Linked DNA regions of Homo sapiens: all the other regions are linked to region 3. A link is a contact called in ENCODE Hi-C or POLR2A ChIA-PET data. All regions are on one chromosome and are shown on one strand. The core of a region is the stretch at or near the end of the contact, and the rest is flanking DNA. Distances in the headings are between cores, read along the strand shown. Region 1 overlaps SLIT1 (slit guidance ligand 1). Region 2 holds the start of CCNJ (cyclin J). Region 3 holds the start of TLL2 (tolloid like 2).

Region 1 (3,582 bases), core at 797-3,296, 500 kb before region 3:
AGCACTGCCTGACTCAGAGCAGATGCTTGAGTGAACCTGTAATTAATGACTTAACATATGAATGAATGAATGAATGAATGAATGAATGAATGAAGTGGACGAATGAATGAATGAAAACAAGTAACTCCTGGGACAGGGAGAGGCTGAGCTGCTGAGGGTCTGGCTGGCTGTTGGCTCATACTAACTCCTGGGTCTCCCTGGGGTCCCCATCACTGACTTTCCCCCCAGGGTCGAGACTGTGAGGTGTCCCTGGACAGCTGTTCCAGTGGCCCCTGTGAAAATGGGGGCACCTGCCATGCACAGGAGGGCGAGGATGCCCCGTTCACGTGAGTTACCTGGAGGGGCAGGAGCCTGGTGAGTGCTGATGGGCCCAGCACCTGTGCCTCAGGGCCCTCCTCTCCATCAGGGATGGCCCAGGCCTCCTGTGCCCTGTGGGGAGGTGGAGGCGCACTGTCGGGGGCAGGCATGTACTCCAAATCATAGCCAGAGGGCTCTCCAAGCCCACCAGGCCAAGCCCTTCCTTGCGCAGATGCAGTGGGAGCACAGAGAGACCAGTGGATACCTAAGCCGCACAGCTCCCCAGCTCCAGGGTTGAGCAGGGCTTGGAGTGGGCTCTGCTGCCTCCTGCTCCAGGCCTTCTTCCTGCTCCTGCCAGGTGCCATGGGGGCCTTTTTGAAGGCACTCGGATTCCATGGCCAAAGCATATACAGTGCAGTGCCAAGGACCACAGCAGGGGTGTTTGAAATTCCTATAAATTTCCATTCAGGCCGTGCTCGGTGGCTCACTCCTGTAATCCCAACACTTTGGGAGGCCGAGGTGGGCAGATCACGAGGTCAGGAGTTTGAGACCAGCCTGGCCAACATAGTGAAACCCCATCTCTAATAAAAATACAAAAATTAGCTGGGTGTGGTGGCACGCGCCTGTAATCCCAGCTACTCCGGAGGCTGAGGCAGGAGAATCGCTTGAAACTGGAAGGCGGAGGTTGCAGTGAGCCAAGATCATTCCACTGCACTCCAGCCTGAGCAACAAGAGCGAAACTCTGTCTCAAAAAAAAAAAAAAAAAGAAAAGAAAATTTCCATTCACCCCAAAGCCTCCAATCTCCCTCGAAGAGCCTGCTCCTGACAGTGCTGCCTGCAGACAGGGCCCTGGCCAGCCTCCTCAAGCTGCCCCCTGAGCCCCTGAGACACAGCTGGGGCTGCCACTGGGTGGGTGAGGCCTGCCCAGAGGTGGGAGCCAAGGCCTGTTTGCTTTCTCTGGGGTCCCCCCATCTCATGAGTCACACTGGGCACTGTGGGAGGGGATAGCCCTCCGGCCCTGCCCTGAGCAGCCCATTTTCTGCTATTCAGTGAAGGGGCCAGCCCTAATGACCCCATCTCTTAAGTCCTTCCAGAGCTGACATCACAACGCAAGCGCCCTCCCACTGGCTGCTCCCCACAGGACCGCCCAATGAGCCCCACCCTCCCAGAGCTTTTCTGAGGAATACATAGTATTTAGTTGCTGAAAATAAATTGCTGGCGCAATACATTGGCTCTTCCGAAAATGATGTTGAATCTGGGGGCAGAAATGGCTGAGCCTGCCTCTGCATACCCAAATTACCAGATGTAAAAATGAATCACTAAATGGCCTCTCTTCCCCTGGTTGCCTTGGAAACGGCGTCCTTACACTCTGCACCCAGCCTCCTCGGGGCTTCGGTGAGCAACTCCCTGGGCGCGCCCTCCTCATTCCTGAGACGCCCCAGCTGGGGGCTGAAAGGACACCCCCTTCACCCTGAGATGGGGAGATGGGGCAGCCCCCTCACCTCACTGCCTTACAGAATGCGGGCTGCGGGAGTGGGCTCTCCAGGTGGAAAGGGGGTGCCTCCACGAGTTACCCCTCAACCCCAAGGCTCTCTGGGGCACCTGTTATCCCCTGACCTGTGTCTACTCCCGCTACCCTGCCCCAGCTCGTACCACAGGCCACTTTCTGAAATGTGAAACTGACCCTGTCACCCCAGCTTAAAACCCTGCTGCTGGTCCCCTCCAGCCTTCAGGGAAAACAGTTAACCACAGACCATTTCCTGCAATGGTGATTTGAATTCTTTTTACTCACAGACTCCCCAGATACATTCTAAAAACTATACACTCCCTCACACATCCTTAGATTGACAGCTAAAATTTTCATTTTAAGTTTTTCATTGCAAAGGAGGTAATTTTTCCAGATATTATAAATATTATTAACATTTAAGAATAAAACTATCACTTTATTTGGGAGGCTAAGGTGGAAGGGCCTTAAGACAAGTAGTTGGAGACTAGCCTGGGCAACATGGCAAAATCCCCATGGCAAAACCCATCTCTACAGACAATTAAAAATTAACCAGGTGTAATGGTGAATGCCTATAGTCCCAGCTTCTCAGGAGGCTGAGGAGGGAGGATCACTTGAGCTCAGGAAGTTGAGGCTGCAGTAAGCTGTGATCATACCACTGCACTCCAGTCTGGGCAACACAGTGAAACTGTCTCTAAAATAAAAAAATAAATTAAGCTTTAAAAATATGACATTAAATCACTCTTTTATCATTCTCCAATGCAATCTAAACAGCACATCATTTTGACACTTTTTTTTTTTTGAGACAGAGTCTCGCTCTGTCACCCAGGCTGGAGTGCAGTGGCGAGATCTCGACTCACTGCAACCTCTGCCTCCTGGGTTCAAGCAATTCTCCTGCCTCAGCCTCCCGAGTAGCTGGGACTACAGGCATGCACCACCACACCCGGCTAATTTTTGTATTTTTAGTAGAGACGGGGTTTCACCATGTTGGCCAGGCTGGTCTCAAACTCCTGACCTCAAGGGATCCACCCACCTTGGCCTCCCAAAGTGCTGGGATTACAGGCATGTGCCACCCCACGTGGCCAATTGGATACCATTTTAAAATGACACGAACAAGTTCTTCTTTAACAGTTAAACATTTTACCTTGTTCTTTTTTCTCCTCTAACTAGTATTTCCATTTTACTCCTTACCCTCCTGTCTTTTTTTTCTAACCAAATATATTTTTATGCTAGACTCTTTTCTTGAGTACTCTGCCATGCGTCTCTGTCCCCAACATGGGTACACGTAAGTTAAAACTTAAAGTTTTTTTCTTATTTCTCATCACCATAAGCCTCTGATTTAAAGTTTCTTTTGCAGCGAGTTATCCCTACAATAATTCGAAACAACATAACTGTATTATAGAATTGGATTGAAAATTATTACACATAGAAGGAAAATTTTATTGGACTGTATCTCTCTTAATGAGATGGATGGGTGCTTTTTTGTTCTTTTCTTCTCTCAGTTGGTTTATGGGTGAATGTTGCAGAATGAGAGAGGACACAGCGTTTGATCTTTTCCTGTTTTGTTTTTATAGATATAAATGCTGGGAAGTTTGTTCATGTAAATAAACTGGTGAGATTAGGAGTTTTATTATAGCCATGTCACTTAATTCTTTGAAAGCCCTCCCAGTTTTTATGCCAAATCTCCACAGTGACCTGTCATCAAGATTATTTTTAATGTTCTATCAGCTGACAGTTCTATGAGGCCTTCCTTCAATTACTTCCAGTGCACAGAACTGGAA
Region 2 (3,640 bases), core at 856-3,355, 470 kb after region 3:
AAAAAGATCAAAAGTGTATCTGGACAATTTTCCAAGAAACTGCAACTCTTTCCTAACTAACACTCCAGAGATCCCATTAGTTAGAATTTTTATGTGGTATAAACCATCTCCTAGGGGGCTGAACTGTATTTTAGTGAATCTAAGAGACTGAATGTCAGAATTAGTTAAGTAGCATTTAGAAATCTCAGGCCTAGAAAAGGGTAACAATTTAAGTCAGAATTAGGTTTTCCAATCTACTTGACCTGGTCAGAAACTCAAGATAAAAGTTCATTATCATTCCAGGATCTCAACCCCAAGAGTCAGAATCCTTTTTATTGAAAGTCAGCTGTTTTGCTTCTTTCTCAATTTTCTACATTTAACAAATGGCTTTCTTTATCCAAGGTGAAACTGAGTTAAGCTAGAGATCATTTTGGATCTGGTCTCTCTTTTGGTTATCGAAGAGGCAGAAATGTCTCATTAATCTGCCTTGCCACATGCAGAGTAAAACCGTTACTTAATAGCAACAATACACAGACTTTGCTTTGTGTTGGAAAAGTATTTTTTTCCAATATCTATTAAGTCTACTTTCTGCCTTTGATATCAGCAGGAAGGGGCAGCCAACTCCCTCCACTTTAGGGCTTTTGAACAGCCCAAATCCTGAGGGGTAAGTGATAAGAAGTTATCACTTAGTGCTTACTATATACCAAGAGCAGTTTCTAAGCACATGTACGGTACTAACTTAAGTTTCACAATCGCCAGAATCATAAGGCACACTCATTATTCCTCATTTTACAGATGAGGAAATCAAGAAACAGAAATTTCACTTGTCCACGTCTCACGGCAAGTTAGCGGAAAGGCTGAGGAATTTATGTACAAAAGCGACTTAAACTGGCTGCATGCAACGGCAACTCTCGAACAAAGAGGGCTGTTCTGCCCAACAAAAATTCAGTGTATATATCTTTTAAAATACAAGATCAAATTCATGACCCACCTGGAAGCCAGAACGCCCCTTTCCACCTTCCCTGGCCCAACTACCATCTCCCTACTCATTCAGGTTGCAGGTTCTTTTGATACATCCCAGAGAAGGAGCCAAGAAGTTAATTAACCTTGAGCAAATGAGCAAACTCGCCTTTTCTGGCCCGGAAGATAGTGAGTAAAGAACCTGACTAGACCTTCTAGAGAGCCGAGATTCAGAACAACTGGCGCGACACACAGAAGGAGAAGGCAGGCCGGGCCTCGGAGTTACCTTGTAGCGAAGCGCTTGGTGAATATCGGCGGCCAGCTGTCCTCGCCACCACTGCCCCTCCAGCTCCATGGGACCCGGCGGCGCGCCCAGCCCGACGCGGCAACTCGAGTCTGTAAGACACACCCCAGGCGCGGTCACTGCCGGCTCCCCCGCGACCCTCTGCGCCCCCTCCCCGGGGGGTGTGACCTCAGGCCACCCGGTGTGGCTGCTCATCTTCACTTGACTCTTCCTCAACCCAGCCCGACCCGAGTCGTTTCCCCCAACGCCACACGCGAAGCCGGGTCTGCCCCCGCAGGAAGAGCCGAAGGACTCTGAGACTCACTGCTCGACTATGTGTCGGGCAAAAGGGGATCCACTCGGGCCCTGAGTTGCCAAAGCGCGGAGCCAGGTGCGAGCTCGGGAAGAGCTGGGGGAGGCCCGGCTGGGGCTCCCTGCGTCCGGGGCTGGAGTTCTCCCGCCCTCCCTGAGGAGCGGGGAGAGGTGACACGCTCATAGCCCCGCTGAGGGGAAACGCTCCCATGGCAAAGCCCGGGGGTGAGCGTCTGCCTGGCCGCGGGTCTCCGCATGGACGTCGGGAGCCTGCTCCTCCCCGGGAGCCCCGAGAAACGCACGTTCCGCGCGGCCTCAGAAAGGGGAACAAAAGGCCGGGCCAGCCAGGCTCTGCGCCTCACCCCGGGAGGGTCCGCTGCCCCACGCCTACCCCAGGCCTGCCGGGCCGCCCGGCCCCACGCTGGCTCCCTTACCCGGAACCGCGGCCCTCACAGCCCCAGCCCCGCCGTCGTGCGGCGGACGCCGGCCCCGCTCATGCTGCGGACAGTGGGCCGCTAAGCGCCGGCCTCAGCTAGAGCCCAGCGCCTGGACGCTCGCGCCGCCCATTGTTAAAGGACCGGCAGGCGGCTCCGCATACAAAGCCAGCGCGGGGGCACTTGAGGCCCCGCCGCTGCCAATCTCGTCTCGCGATACAGCGGGGTCGCCCCGAGCCGTCCAATTGGCGGCCGGGCCGGGCCCAGGTGCAGCGCCAGGCGGCGGCGCGGCGGCTCCCGCCTGGGTACGGTCAGCATCCCGCACGGCGCGGCGTGGCCTGGGCTGGCCTGGCGCTTCGGTTGCCGGGGCGCTCAGCCGCCACCTACTGCGAAGCCGGCCTGATCGCCGGCTGAGGTCGGCAGAGAGCGCCGGAGAAATTGTAAGGTGGATCACTGCAGTGACCAATCCAGTTAGGCCACTCACCTGCTGAGAACCTTCGATGGCTCCTCGATGCCCGCGGAGCAAAGTTCCGACGCCTCAGTTTGGCGTTTAAAAGTCTTCACGGCATGGATTCGGTTTACCTTACTTCACGTTGCACCAACCGCTTCCATCCCAGGGGCTGCTCCGTGGATCATCAGGCCCTCCAAATGTGCTTTAGCTGTTTCTGCAGCCCCTGAAGCGTTTTTTTTTTCCTGTGAAATTATGCTCTTTTTTTAAGTTCCACCTCAAACTCCACCTTTCTTCTAGAAACCTAATTAATCTCTTCCCCCTCCTTATTTTCGTTGCTGTAGGGATTCCCAAGAGCTTTGAATGAAGACATTTAAGATTACTTCTAGTAACCTTGCTTGTCAAACCCATGGTGGATGTAATTAACCATCTGTGCTCGTAAATCAGGAAACTGCAAAACTGTGAGAACACTCCGACGTCAATTGAGGTGATATGGGGGCTGAAATGTGATTAGAGGAAACCTAATCAATTGTATTTTAACCTCTTTGGTGGATTATCACAAAAGAGGTGGATGGTAACCCTAGGACAGTGAGACTGTCCACTTTTCTGAGACTGGAGATCAATCTCTTAATAGTAAAACGTAAATATTTTTAAAACTTCACCCCTTTTACTTTGAATCCTTTGTCCAAAAAGATACATGATGATAAAGAACTACTACAAAGTGATAAATACATTTTATGTGATTCTGGGTGGCATCTTCATTTGAAGATCATCAGCAGACATGTATATGAGCCGTACCCTATCCATAGACGATGCTTATACCCAGGAGAGCAGGCCCGCAGGAACCAAAGGCAAGAAAAGGGAAACTCAGAAGCTGAAGTTGGCAGATCCCGGCCTAACCCGACATAGTCCAGGGAGAAGGCTGCCCTGGCCTGTCTCTCAGTTGCAGGGTCCTCTAGAGTGAAGGTAGACACATCAGGCTAAAAGCTTCATGCCATTTTTAATGGCATTTAAATAGTGTCTACATCCTTGGGTTCCATTTCATGACTATTAAACAACTTTATAATAATTTGGCTTCTAAATAACTGTCCAGGGCCTATTTAAGAACACTTTCAGAAAAATGGGGCACAGACTATAATCATTAGTATAAGAAGTAGACTGTATTTATCGCTTCTACTTTGAAAATATTGTTCACTGGGATATATTTGTTCAGAAATCATTATT
Region 3 (3,660 bases), core at 1,000-3,499:
AGGGGCAAGAGAACCCAGTTACTCTGGGTGGGAGATGGACATCTAAGAGGAGAAAAACACTTGTTCAGGTTCACAGAGGACCCAGAGATATGGCAGAGGAAACCCTGAAGTAATTATTAATGTAATAATGGAGCTAAGTTGAGCAGTTTTATGTCATAAAGCCTGTTACTCTACCTCCAGTTTTTTCATGGTTTTTAAATTAAAGAAAAATACATTATAAAAATCATCTAAACCCAGATTAGAGTTTAGCTTTTATAGTTCTATCTTATGGTGTCCCTTTTCAATTATTCTTTTCTGATCTTTCTAGTGAACCAAATATTTTGTTGCCATTTATTGGTTGATAGCCAAAGTAGCAACTAAACTGGCCTTCTACTTTAATAACATAAAACTGTGCAGCTTGTTCATTCTTCAACACCACTGTCTTCAAAATATTTGGACAAAGGGTGTTGGTGAGAAGACCTGGCCACTACTCACCAGCTGGGCATTAGAGGTCATAAAAGCTCACAACCTCATTGCTTGCACAAGAGGTGGCCTCTCATGTCTATTTTCCAGAGGAATTCCCTTCTAATAAGGAAGCCAGTTGGTGGTTTGCCTAGTGCCATCTGGAGACCTGGAAGTGTCACAGAAGTTTGTTAGGCCTTTTAGATGTTGACTCTTTGGACTCGTCTACTGAGAGGTGATGACCTTCATGGGGGTGAATGCAGAGAGCTATGGCGTTGGGTTTGACTCCTGGCTTTCAGGCAGAAATGCATGCCATTCAACCCCCTCCCACTCCTTTGCCTATGCGCTGGCCACTTGGCCTTCCTGCCATTTGGTGGCATTTATCCTCTTCAAATTCCTTCCTTCCACCTGCCAGTTTCTAACCAGATCTTGCCCTGTCTGGCTCCATTCTGTATGTTATGTGCCCATTTGATGAAAACAGCATGAGGCAGGGTCAACATTGCATTTCTTTCTAAGAACGAGGACAAAATATGAGTAGCATCCTTCCAATAGTTAACTTTTAGCCCTTTACTTGTGTGAAGGACTTGTTATCCCAGTTGATAGATGAGAAGACAGATGACCATAAGTGCAAGAAATTCAGAGTTTGATGTGAAGCCCAGCTCTGGGCTCCCTGTTGACTATTTTGTCATTGATGTATGTGAAACCATGTGGAAATCCAAAAGGAAAGTTGTCCATTTTTCTGCTTGCAGTTTAAATTGAAAAAAGATTCTACTGGGCATGATGCAAAACATTTCTACACATACACATTTGTGTGTTATAGTTGACAGGGCCATTTTACTTGCATAAAAAGATCTTTGAAAAGCCTCACAGTAATAATACTTTTTATATCTCTAAATCAAAATGGCTCAGTTCTGAGAATTTTTACATTTTAGGTACAAAATAGAAGTGGGTTTCAAATAGCTCTTGATTAGTGTCATTATTTGGGCATATGTTTTTAATTGGCAAAAAAAAAACAGACTTCAGAAATTGGTCATTTTTATTCCATCAAGTTAACGGTGAGTGGCTTATTTAATAAAAACATGTCTGTAATTTAACACAAGTAGCACGTACAGCTGTTCATTTGTGTCTTTTTGACTGTGTGAAGCATCTTAGACGGTTTTACTGAAAGATAGGGTCACCGAGAGGGGAAATCTGTGGACTTAAATCTTTTTTCATTACCTATCGCCGGCCACTAGGTTAGGTTAGTTGCCGCCAGCAAGCGCCCTTCATGGCTCGACTAGGGAATGTGGAGAGAGCTGAGAGAATCGAAATCCTCGATTTTTTTTTCTTTGCTGAGAGGGACCTGAGAGACATTCACTCATCCCTGCAAAGAAGCAGCTGCCCGAATGCACATAGCCAGTTGGTAGTGACATGAATCCGTACACAGGGCTCCTGGTCCAGCGCTCCGAGTTCTAACCACTCTGGCCACGTGTGCATCGGGGAGTTGTAAAGTGAGTTATGGAAATAAAACAAGGCGAGAAGCCCAGTCCCGATCTTCAGGAGCAGCATTCTCGGGAGCCAGAGGCCGAGGTGGCGCCCCGGGCAGGCGCCTTAGGCTGGGTGGGTGCGGAGCTGGCCCCGGCCTTTGGCTCCAGCATCTTCACCTCGCTCGCCTGCCTCCGAAGTTGCGAAGGTGCCGGGAAGAGGAGGGGCCTCGCCTCGGGCGCCCGAGTGATTGGCTGCTTAGGGCCCCGGGCGAAGGCTGTGTGGTCCAGCCCTGGTGGAGAGGGGCGGAGCGGCCACTGCTCCAACCACCGCCGCCACCGCCACACTCGCAGCCGCCGCAGCCTCGGCCGCCGGGCAAGTAGCTCCGAGCGGCTGCTTCCCGGTTGCCTCGACGAAGACAGGGGGCGCCGCGCTCCGCTTGCTCCGCGCCTGAGCCATGCCCAGCAGCCCTGTGTAACCACCGAGTCCCGGCCGGAGCCGACCGACCCAGTGTGCGCCGTCTTTCGGCCGAGCTGAGCTTTCGTGCACGCAACTCCCTCTGCCCCAGCCGGCCCCGCGCCACCATGCCCCGGGCGACTGCACTTGGGGCCCTGGTGTCACTGCTGCTGCTGCTGCCGCTGCCTCGCGGCGCCGGGGGACTCGGGGAGCGCCCGGACGCCACCGCAGACTACTCAGAGCTGGACGGCGAGGAGGGCACGGAGCAGCAGCTGGAGCATTACCACGACCCTTGCAAAGCCGGTAGGTGCCGCCGCTGGGGAAGTCCCGCAGAAGTTTGCCTTTGAAATGCAAATGAGGTGGTGGGCAAGCCTGCACTACCGTCTATGGGGCGGGTCTCCCCTCCCCTCCCCTGAGATCCCCGGCTCCCCCGGAAGACAATGCCTCCGAGGAATTGCTTAAAAACCACTCCGAGGCTGGGATGTCCCGGCCCCAGGTTTGCGGTGCGCACCGGGGGGCGACAGCTGGCGCGTTCCCAAAGCGAATCAGAGCGGGTGCCAGAGGCCGAGAGGGCGCCCAGGGGCCGGGGTGGGTGCCAGGGCCGCCTGACAGCGAGTGGGCAGCACTGGCCACCGCCAGACGCTCCGGGCCGGAGCAGAAGAGCTGGACTGGGCGCGGCGCTCCGAGGCTCAGATGGAGTTCCTGGCTCCGATTTCACAGCATTTTTAAGTTTCGCGCAAAGTTTCCCAAGATCTGTGGTTACTCTTGGGAGATTTTAAAAAGAAAAGCGTCACAGCGGGCAAAAGGAAAGGGGTCGCCGAGGGAGAATGAGCAAGACTCGAATAGCCGGAAACTTCCCTGTAGCGGTACCGGCCTGAGGGTCGCTCTGGGCGGGCGGAGATGGAAGCCGGCAGGTGCTCTAATCCCTCCAGGAAGCGGCGCCCCAGGACGTACGGGCCTTTCGGGCGCAATCGCCGCCCGGGCGCTGCAGCTCCCGCTTCCTCGGGGCCACTGATCGGCTCGTGAGTCCTGAGGGGAGCGGCTTCCGAGCTGGAGTCGTTGAAGCGTTAGCCTCCGAAGGGCCAAGCGCATGTTCCAGCAAGCTGATGAGTGTGGGGCAGTTCCAGCACGGACAGAGGGGTGCTCACGCTCACGCTCCCAGGGAGATGCTGGGCTCAGAGGCTCGCACAGACGCTCCTGGCCCATGGCCAGTGTCCCGCGAGTAGTGGTGTTTATCTCCGGCTTTGTGGGGCCCCGTTTCACTTGGCGGTCGGCAGAGAAGAATGGGGAGGGAAGAGC

The links. Hi-C counts contacts between places; a loop is a spot of excess contacts on that map. ChIA-PET counts read pairs that join two places held with the same protein, here RNA polymerase II (POLR2A). Pooled maps may share reads with other maps.
Region 1: a loop to region 3 is called in a pooled map, with 4 times the contacts of the local background. The contact joins the enhancer-like site here to the promoter of TLL2 in region 3. A Hi-C loop is called at or near these places in 2 of 37 single-sample maps with no recorded cell type and 5 of 50 pooled maps. POLR2A ChIA-PET finds 5 or more read pairs at or near these places in 1 of 52 experiments (activated naive CD4-positive, alpha-beta T cell).
Region 2: a loop to region 3 is called in a map of naive thymus-derived CD4-positive, alpha-beta T cell, with 2.9 times the contacts of the local background. The contact joins the promoter of CCNJ here to the promoter of TLL2 in region 3. A Hi-C loop is called at or near these places in 1 of 168 maps with a recorded cell type or tissue (naive thymus-derived CD4-positive, alpha-beta T cell), 2 of 37 single-sample maps with no recorded cell type and 9 of 50 pooled maps.

What each region holds. Positions count from the first base shown.
Region 1 is chr10:97,015,330-97,018,911 of GRCh38, reverse strand. It overlaps SLIT1 (slit guidance ligand 1), which reads left to right. Exons shown (of 37, transcript NM_003061.3): 28 at 229-326. Among named protein-coding and RNA genes, the nearest start is that of SLIT1-AS1, 86 kb to the left of the region's middle. Within about 2 kb of position 2,046, at least 3 of the 41 ENCODE cell types and tissues checked have a DNase peak (open chromatin) inside an H3K27ac peak, as active enhancers do.
Region 2 is chr10:96,042,048-96,045,687 of GRCh38, reverse strand. It overlaps CCNJ (cyclin J), which reads right to left and starts at 2,105. Exons shown (of 6, transcript NM_001134375.2): 1 at 1,969-2,105; 2 at 1,226-1,335. The coding sequence starts at 1,294. The region is part of intron 2 of ENTPD1-AS1 (ENTPD1 antisense RNA 1); the gene reads left to right. RefSeq lists silencers at 1,825-2,394, 2,522-2,716.
Region 3 is chr10:96,512,515-96,516,174 of GRCh38, reverse strand. It overlaps TLL2 (tolloid like 2), which reads left to right and starts at 2,249. Exons shown (of 21, transcript NM_012465.4): 1 at 2,249-2,664. The coding sequence starts at 2,490. RefSeq lists enhancers at 2,399-2,468, 3,658-3,660.